2 separate regions of the Homo sapiens genome follow, and region 1 is linked to region 2. A link is a contact called in ENCODE Hi-C or POLR2A ChIA-PET data. All regions are on one chromosome and are shown on one strand. The core of a region is the stretch at or near the end of the contact, and the rest is flanking DNA. Distances in the headings are between cores, read along the strand shown.

Region 1 (4,828 bases), core at 1,846-4,345, 64 kb before region 2:
GTATTGATTGAAGTACAGATGAACCAGTTGATAGCCAGAATGGATAATCTGTAAGAGAACCAATAGGATAGTCATTTAACTTGGGCTGAGAACTTTTCCCCAGAAGCTGACCCTAAGGTACAGATTTGGGTGCAGAGTAGAAGGTGATCTCAAGCACGAGTAGGGAAATAGGGAAGTAAAACAACCATGGAAAAAAGCCAAGAGAGGGTATGTTGGTGGCAGGTTGACCTTGTGGATATTGGGTCAATCCTAATGGGAGATCCTGAAAGATTATATAGAGTAGGTCTTGGAGTTGTCCCATCGGAGGGGTGAGGAGCTGGGGTGTTTATTCACCAACTTTCATCTGTCAATGGTTGAAGGCTTTTCCTGGAGGTATGAACTCCCAAATTTTCACCATCTGTCTCTTAGGGGTCTAGCACACTCCTGCAGCTAAAGAAAGTCCTCAGGCAGTCAGTCATTGGTGCTTGCCCGTAGGAAAAATGGGAACAGTGAATGCAGAATGGTTATGGACCAGGCACTGCTACATGGCATCTGCTATATGGTTAAATTTTTTTGGTGGCTATCAATCACTTGGAGAATTTGATTAAAGCTAAAGATCCTTAGGCAGTCATTGATTGGGAAAAAATGATAAAGAATCTTCTCACTAAGAAAAATAAGTGCATATATGTTGTTGTTGCTATTGTTGTTGTCTTGTTTTGTTCTCTTGAGACAGAGTCTCACTCTGTTCCCCGGGCTGGAGTGCAGTGGCATGATTTTGGCTCACTGCAGCCTTGACCTCCCGGTCTCAGGCGATCCTCCCACTTCAGCCTCCTGAGTAGCCGGGACTATAGGCATGTGCCTCCACACCCAACTAATTTTTGTATTTTTTGTAGAAATTAGGTTTTGCCCTGTTTCCTAGGCTGGTCTCAAACTCCTGGGCCCAAGTGATCTGCCCACCTCAGCCCCACAAAGTGCTAGGATTACAGCCATGAGCCACTGCACCCAGCCTATAAATGCATATGTGTACATGACTTTGTATTCAATTTACTGGGATTTCCACCTGAAGTGGCAAAGAGTCTGTGTCTTTGAGGATTTATGCTGATCTATGGAAAAATTGTACTTTGTCTTAGCATATTAGAAGTTGATATGGTTTGGATGTCTGTCTCCTCCAAATCTCATGTTCATGTTGAGATGTAATCGCCCGTGTTGAAGGTGGGGCCTAGTGGGAGGTGATTGGATCGTTGGGGAAGATCCCTCATGAATGGATTAATGCCCTTCCCTTGGTAATAAGTGAGTTCTCACTCAGTTCAAGCGAGAGCTGGTTGTTTAAAGGAGCCTGGTTCCTCCTCTCTCTCTTTCTCCCTCTCTCACCATGTGATGTGCCACCTCTGCCTTCACCTTTGGCCATAACTGTAAGCTTCCTGGGACCCTCACCTGAAATAGATGCTGGCATCATGCTTCCTGAATAGCCTGCAGAGCCATAAGCCAGAATAAACCAGCTTTCTTTATAAATTACCCAGCCTCAGGTATTTCTTTATAGCAATGCAAAAACAGGCTAATACAGAAGGTGAGTACAGGGTGTTTGGGGCCAGCCAGGAATTATCAACCCTGGACAGAAGGTATCATGAGATCCAAATGATAGACTCCATGTTTACATTGAAACACTGTTTTTGATGGAAGAATGGATGACGTTTTTAGCAGGCCTCAGAGGTGTGAAGGAGAGAGACCCAGGTGTTCACGTGGCAGGTGGTAGAAAACTAAAATATCACTGGAAAAGTTTTATGCCGGAGAAAGCCCTAGAGACTGAAGAATAGTATCTTTCATCATTGTGTAAATTGTGAACCCTGCTCTGATACTGGTAAGGCCATCTAAAATTTCTGTGGGAATAGCACAACTTCTATGTTATTTTAGTTTATTTCTTTTTTGAGTAGGTGATGCAATTATGTGGCTCCAACTTCAGTAGAGGATTTAAAAGTAAACAATTGTAGCCGAGCACAGTGGCTGACGTCTGTAATCCCAGCACTTTGGGAGGCCAAGGCAGGTGGATCACTTGAGGTCAGGAGTTCCAGACCAGTCAGGGAAACATGGCAAAACCCTGTCTCTACTTTAAAAAAAAAAAAAAAAGGAAAAAATCTTTTCTTATGCCTGACTGTCAGTCACCTAGACTTTCTCTAGAAGCAATAACAGTTATCAGTTTGTAGCATAGTAGTATGGATGGCCATGGGAGGAAGATTCCCAGTACCTAGTAAAATGAACCATTATTGGGAAACAATACCTGCAAGTGCTATGATGTCATCATGACCTTGGAACAAAGGCAGCATCATAAAACCAGTAAATACAGTCCACTGTACCTGCCCAGGTAAAGCAGGAGGCTTTTTGGTTTACTGGTAAGATTTCTGGGCTGGCGTACGCCTTGCCTGTTGCAGCATGCAGATGTTCTCTGTGTGGTGGCTTGGGAATCACTGGACATTGTTTGTGGCTTGGCTGTATCTTAACACCTAATGACCCACTGGTGGGGATTATGGTACTAGGTCCCTGGGTTCTGGTATACCCTCATGGGCTAGACAGGCAGGAGTCTGGTTCAACTGCATAGATAAAACCTTTTTTAAATCAGGTGCTGGTTAAGGGAGATATCATAAAACAACCTTTGAAGATACAAGAATTCTGTGTTTTTGTTTCTCAAGAGGACCTGCTAATCCTGTCAGAGACCAATTAGTGGTTAGTAAGTGAAGGAGAATTTCTCACTCTCTTGAAGGAGAATTCCTCACTCCCTTAAAGGAAAATAAGTGGTGGCAAAGTGTTTGGCCTACGTTGTTCCCATGTGGTGCCTGCGTCACCAGAGGTGAGCAGTGGGAGATCGGAGCTATGGCTTATGTACTAGAAGTTCTAATTTGAGGGTTCGAGGCATCTAGGTATTTCAGAAAATTAAGCTAGAAAATACTTGAATTTTTTTCTATTTCTTGACTGATTAAATTACAGTAAAAAACAAAAACAAAACAAAACAAAAAAAAACACCCACACAAGAATCAGGAGGAATAACTATCCATGATTCAGCTTCTTGTAACGGTCCGTGATTCAGCTTCTTGATAATCTGCCAGTGCTTGTGGTTCCTGGTAAGTCTGTTTTAACCACAGCCTGACTTCCCCTAAGTACCACCACCAAGTCCCTAAGGCCGACCTGATGGCCGAGGAGTTTTAGCCTTTGGTTAGGAACATGAGCGTGTGTGCTTGTGTGTGTGTACCAAGTTTGATAGTTCTGAGTTATTTAGAAAGAAATGTACACACCGGAATAGAAAGAGAGATTATCAACAAATGTTAGTTCTGGTCTTTCTAGAAACTGATGTCAAGACAGGATTTGAAGTGTGAGAAATTTCTTGGAGAAAACACTTGTGAAGGAAAATTGAGCAGAAAAAAGGAGGGTTGAGAGAGCTTCAGATGCAATGCTGATCTCATCCCTGGGATGGAGAGAGGGCAGGAAGGAAGAATGAGTAGGATGTCTTAGACTGCAGTGCAGTTCTAAGAAAGTTTTGTCCAGGTTGATGCGGAATCCTCAAGCCAGAATCACCAGGTGAAAAATGGGTCTGCCTTTGTTTCCCTGCCACACTTGGTCCCTGGCCAGGAGCAGCCCATTGGAAGCTTAACCTCAGTACCCACGCATAGGGGATACACAGCACAACACATGGGGTTGTCCCACGGGATCTGCGCAAACAGGGCTGCTTTTACAATTTTGCATATCTGCAATAAATTTTTGTAGGAGTTTGGAGTATTTTAGGATGGTAGAGGCGGTGAAATGAAATTGCAGTAACAATAGCCATAATAATCTGCATTTATACATGCACCAAGCCTTTCCTAAGAACTACACATGTATGAAATCATGTAATGCTTACAGTAGCATTGGGAATTGATCCTTTACGCAGGGTTTTCTCAATTTCAAATGACAGAAATTCAGCTAAAATTAACTTAAGTAAAAATAAAATGTATAGAAATTATCTGCTCATGTAATAACCAGAATGTCTCAGAGCTGGGATTAGAGGGAGGCCAAGTAAGGTAAACTCATGTAAGTGCAGACTAAGATCCTGTTTTCATTTAAAAATTAGCCAGGCATGGTGGCTCATGCCTGTAATCCCAGCACTTTGGGAGGCTGAGGTGGACGGATCACAAGGTCAGGAGTTCGAGACCATCCTGGCCAACATAGTGAAACCCCATCAGTACTAAAAATATAAAAAATTAGCCCGACGTGGTGGTGGGCACCTGTAATCTCAGCTACTCAGGAGTCTGAGGCAGGAGAATTGCTTGAACCCAGGAGGTGGAGGTTGCAGTGAGCCAATATCGCACATGACACTCCAGCCTAGGCCACAATGCGAGACTCCATCTCAAAAAAAAAAAAAAAAAATTAGTATTTGACCCAGCAATCCCATTACTGGGTATATACCCAAAGGAATACAAATCATTCAATTATAAAGATACATGCATGCATATATTCATTGCAGCACTATTCACAATAGCAAAGACTTGGAACCAACCCAAATGTCCATCAATGATAGATTGGATAAAGAAAATGTGGTACATATGCATCATGGAATACTATGCAGCCATAAAAAGGAACGAGATCATGTCCTTTGCAGGGATGTGGGTGAAGCTGGAAGCCTCCTCCTCAGCAAATTAACACAGGAACAGAAAACCAAACACTGCATGTTCTCACTTGTGAGTGGGAGCTGAACAATGAGAACACATGGATACAGGGAGGGGAACTACACACACTGGGGCGTGTCAAGGGAGGGTGAGTTTTGGGGGAGAACATTAGGGAAAAGAGCTAATGCATCCTGGGCTTAATACCTAGGTGGTGGGTT
Region 2 (4,878 bases), core at 2,115-4,614:
TTTGTCCAATATCTTATCCTCTGCAAAAATACAGTCCACGCTACTTTATTTTATTTTTAAAATTTTTTGAGTAAATATAAGTGTACATATTTATGGGGTTCATGAGATGTTTTGATACAGGCATGCAGTGTGTAATAATCACATCATGGAATACGGGGCCTCCATTCCCTCCAGCATTTATCCTTTGTGTTACAAACAGACTAATTATACTCTTTTAGTGATTTTTTAAGTGTACAATTAAATTATTATTTACTATATTCACCCTGCTGTGCTATCAAACACTGGATCTTATTCATTCTTTCTAACTATGTTAAAAGTATGGAACACATCACAAATTTGTGTGTCATCCTTGCACAGGAGCCACGCTAATCTCTGCACTGTTCCAATTTCCATATATGTGTGCCATGCTACATTAGTAGAGAGATCCCTACAATACTGTGGCTTAAGAAGAGAGATGTTAAAATTAGCTGGGCGTGGTGGCAGGCGCCTGTAATCCCAGCTGCTTAGGAGGCTGAGGGCAGAGAAATTGCTTGAACCGGGAGGCGGAGGTTGCAGTGAGCCAAGATCCTGCCACTGCACTCCAGCCTGGGTGACAGAACGAGACTCCGTCTCCCAAAAAAAAAAAAAAAAAAAAAAAAAGGAAGAGAGACATTTGTTTTTCTCTCCTGAAATAGTCCTCAGTGAAGCAGAACAGGGTAGGGTAGGATGGACAGCTCAGCCCATCCTCAAAATATGGCTTCTATCTCTGGATCTGTGAGGGCTGTTCTAGCTCCTGCCATTACATCTACATCCCAGACAGCAGGAATGGTCAAAGGAACAAGAAAATACACCCTTATTTCTTTTAAAGGCAAAGCTTGTTAAATAAAAGCACTTATATCCTATTGGCAAAAAGTTACATGGTCTTATCTGGTTGCAAAGATGCTGGGATAATATAATCTATAACTCAATGGTCCTGGGCACAGCTAAAACCTGGGGGTTTCAATATTTTTAAATTTTATTTTATTTTATTTTGAGATGGAGTTTCACTCTGTTGCCCAGCCTGGAGTGCAGTGGCGCAATCTCCGCTCACTGCAACCTCCACCTCCTGGGTTAAAGCGATTCTCCTGCCTCGGCCTCCTGAGTAGCTGGGATTACAGGAGCCCACCACCACACCCAGCTAATTTTTGTATTTTTAGTAGAGACGGGGTTTCACCATGTTGGCCAGACTGGTCTCGAACTCCTGACCTCAGGTGATCTGCCTGCCTTGGCCTCCCAAAGTGCTAGGATTACAAGAGCGAGCCACCACGCCTGGCTGGGGGTTTCATTATTAAAGAAGGAGGAGACTGACTAATATTGTTGTATGTCTTAGCTTGGGTTCTTGCAAAGTAGAGTCTAAGGCAAGGGACTTGGATGCAGGTAGTCTATCTGCATTTACCTATTGACTGATGATATTGATCCCAGGAAGCAGAAGTGAGGTGTGAGAAGAGAGAGACAAGGAAGTGAGAAAGCCTATAAAGTGTGTGCTACTCAGTTGGAAACCATTATGGAAAAATAAGGCCCACTTACACTCGGGATCAGCTGTGGAACTTCATAGACTGTGCTTCAGCATTGTTCCACTGAAGGACAAGGAGGCTGGGGCATTAATCTGCTGACTTCCATCCACTGTTACTTACTAACTCTCCTGCACTTCCAGGCTGTGGCCTGCTTGGGTGTCCCCAAGGGACACCACAGCACCCACTGAAGGTGGGGCACTTGCAGCATGCATGCCGCTGTTCACATTAGTGCCACTAATGTCAGGTGGGCCCAAGGGATGGGGCACAGGGCATCTTAGGCAGGTGCTTCTGGGTAGAACTAACCCTTTCATTTTCCATCCACACCCTGCAGTGAGCATAATGGAGCGTGTGTCCCAGAGTTGGGTGGGGACTGGGAGAATGTTTTTAAAGCACCTGAAGCAGATACTGGCATGTAGTACGTGCCCAGTAATGTTAGTTCTCTTTCCTTCCACTTCCCCTTTGTCACCTTAACACACCACCTTAACATCTTAACAATTAAATTTATCCTATTAACATAAAACATCCTCATTAAGTTCTTCAGCCTTTCTACAGATTTAATAACTTAAGCTTTCATACTAGGGGAAAATATCTGCACATCATAGTTTTTAATTTTTTTTTTTTTGAGACGGAGTCTCCCTCTGTCGCCCAGGCTGGAGGCAGCGGCGTGATCTCTGCTCACTGCAACCACCACCTCTCAGATTCAAGTGATTCTCCTGCCTCAGCCTCCCGAGTGGCTGGGACTACAGGCACGTGCCACCACGCCCAGCTAATTTTTTATATTTTTATTAGAGACAGGGTATTCACCATGTTAGCCAGGATGGTCTTGTTTCTTGACCTCGTGATCTGCCCACCTTGGCCTCCCAAAGTGCTGGGATTACAGGCGTGAGCCACCACGGCCCAGCCAATTTTTAAATTTAATATGAAATATTTATTTCAGATTTTGTGGCCAACTAATGGCTGCACTAGACAGATGCAAAGGTAAAGTGTGTAATAGGATTACCTGAATGAAAGTCTGTATCCATAATGAGAAGACAATCTTATATGCTCTTTAATGCCTCTATTATACCCATAACTGAGAAATTTAACAATTAAAAACAATGTGCCAGGGCTTCACGAAGTCTCTGTAGGTGCATAGGCGCCGGCATAAGAGGTGGCTGCCAAGTCACATTCATTCATAAATTCTCCAAGCGTGCCTATATGAGAACAACACTGTTCTAGAGGTTGTGATTAAGATACGGTCCCTGCAAATGTCAATTTGATAGTCTGTAGGAATGGGGGAATGATTAACCACAGGAGGATAACTACAGGTGCTATAAGTCCTTATGTCACTGAAAGGTTTGGATAGAAGTGGACAGTTGGGCTCAGGTGGAGAATGAAAGAAAGAATTGAGTGATATGTAATGATTGTGTTTATCAGCTAAACAAAATGTTCACAGAGTCTTCAAGTATCTTCTTACAGGTGAATTATTTTAAATTTTATTTTAAAGCGTCATCATACATACAGCCAAGCATGGTGGCTCACACCTGTAATCCCAGCACTTTGGGAGGTTGAGGTGGGCAGATTACTTGAGTCCAGGAGTTCAAGACCAGCTTGGGCAATATGGTGAAACCATGTCTCTACAAAAAAATACAGAAATTATCCAGGCATGGTGGTACGGGCCCGTGATCTCAGCTACTCAGGAGGCTGAGGTCGGGGGTATTGCTTGAGCCAGGGAGGCAGAGGTTGCAATGAACTATGATCATGCCACCACACTTCACTGCACTCCACTGCACTCCACTGCACTCCACTGCACTCCAGCTGGGGCAACAGAGTGATATTCCGTCTTAAAAAAAGAAAAAGAAAAAGAAAAAGAAAAATCATCAAACTGTAAAATTAACTTATCAGCCAGGTGCGGTGGTTTACACCTGTAATCCCAGCACTTTGGGAGGCTGAGGCAGGCAGATCGCCTGAGGTCAGGAGTTCAGAACAGCCTGGCCAACATGGCGAAACCCTGTCTGTACTAGAAATACAAAAATTAGCCAGGTATCGTGGGCCTGTGGTCCCAGCTACTCAGGAGGCTTAGGTTGGGGGTGGATTGCTTGAGCCAGGGAGGCAGAGGTTGCAGTAAACTGTGATCGCACCAATACGCTTCGTTGCGCTCCACTGCACTCCACTGCACTCCACTGCACTCCGGCCTGGGCAACAGAGTGAGAATCTGTCTCAGGAAAAAAAAAGAAAAAAAAAGAAAAATCACTGAACTATAAAATTGACTTATTTTTTGGTGTATCATTTTATGAATTTTTTTTCCACACCTGGGATTACAGGCATGAGTCACTACACCTGGCCTTGTTTTATGAATTTTAACACAAGTATAGATTTATGTAACCACCACCACATTCAGCGTACAGGACAGTTCTATTACCTTACGACTCTTTCATGCTATGTCTTTACAGTCATACCTCCTCTAACTCCTGGCAACCACTGATCTCTTCTCTGTCACTATAGTTTTGTCTTTACAAGAAGAATGTCACATAAATGGAATCATACAGTATATCTTTTGAGGCTGGCTTAATTTTTTTGAGATGGAGTCTTGCTCTGTCTCCGGGCTGGAGGCTGGAGTGCAGTGGCTTGATCTCGGCTCACAGCAACGTCCGTCTCCCGAGTTCAAGCGATTCTCCTGCCTCAGCCTCCCATGTGTCTGAGATTATAGGCGCCCGCCACCACACCCAGCTAATTTTTTAATTTTAGTAGAGAACAGGTTTCACCATGTTAACCAGGCTGATCTTGAACTCCTGACCTCAGGTGATCCACCTGCCTCAGCCTCCCAAAGTGCTGGGATTACAGGCATGAGCCACTATGCCTGGCCAGTTTGTTCTTTTTTATTGTTCAGTGTATTCCAGTGTATGAAGGCATTGCTTTGTTTATTCATTCATCCACTGAAAGACGTTTGAATTTATTTCAGTTTCTGGCAATTATGAACAGAGCTGCTATAAAAGCAGACTACTAATTAGTCACAAAGGAAGAAAGAGATACTTTCACTGTGAAGAAGTGATTAAGCTTAACATCAGTAATAATGTGACAAACGGACGTCAGGGGAGCCTCCAGATGCGATGCACTGAGAAGGGCACATTATTCCTGTACTCTTCCTTCCAAAATGCATGGTCTGTATTTCAGCATAAGGAAATAATCAGACAAACCCAAGGCGAGAGCTGTTCTACAAAACTACTGACCACTACCCTCCAAATATGACAATGCCGCGAAAGACAGAAAGAGCAGTGAAGTGTTTCAGAGTGAAAAAGGCTAAAGACATGGCAACCGAATGCAATGTGTGACTCTAGATGGCAAAAACTTGGCTAGAAAGAATATT

The links. Hi-C counts contacts between places; a loop is a spot of excess contacts on that map. ChIA-PET counts read pairs that join two places held with the same protein, here RNA polymerase II (POLR2A). Pooled maps may share reads with other maps.
Region 1: a map of posterior vena cava shows a loop between it and region 2 (3-fold over the local background). The contact joins two enhancer-like sites. A Hi-C loop is called at or near these places in 2 of 168 maps with a recorded cell type or tissue (endothelial cell of hepatic sinusoid and posterior vena cava), 4 of 37 single-sample maps with no recorded cell type and 3 of 50 pooled maps. POLR2A ChIA-PET finds 5 or more read pairs at or near these places in 4 of 52 experiments (H1, HEK293, OCI-LY7 and 1 more).

What each region holds. Positions count from the first base shown.
Region 1 is chr21:17,490,503-17,495,330 of GRCh38, reverse strand. No RefSeq gene overlaps it. Among named protein-coding and RNA genes, the nearest start is that of CXADR, 20 kb to the left of the region's middle. Within about 2 kb of position 3,095, at least 5 of the 41 ENCODE cell types and tissues checked have a DNase peak (open chromatin) inside an H3K27ac peak, as active enhancers do.
Region 2 is chr21:17,427,082-17,431,959 of GRCh38, reverse strand. It overlaps the pseudogene RNU6-113P. Among named protein-coding and RNA genes, the nearest start is that of LINC01549, 9.4 kb to the left of the region's middle. Within about 2 kb of position 3,364, at least 3 of the 41 ENCODE cell types and tissues checked have a DNase peak (open chromatin) inside an H3K27ac peak, as active enhancers do.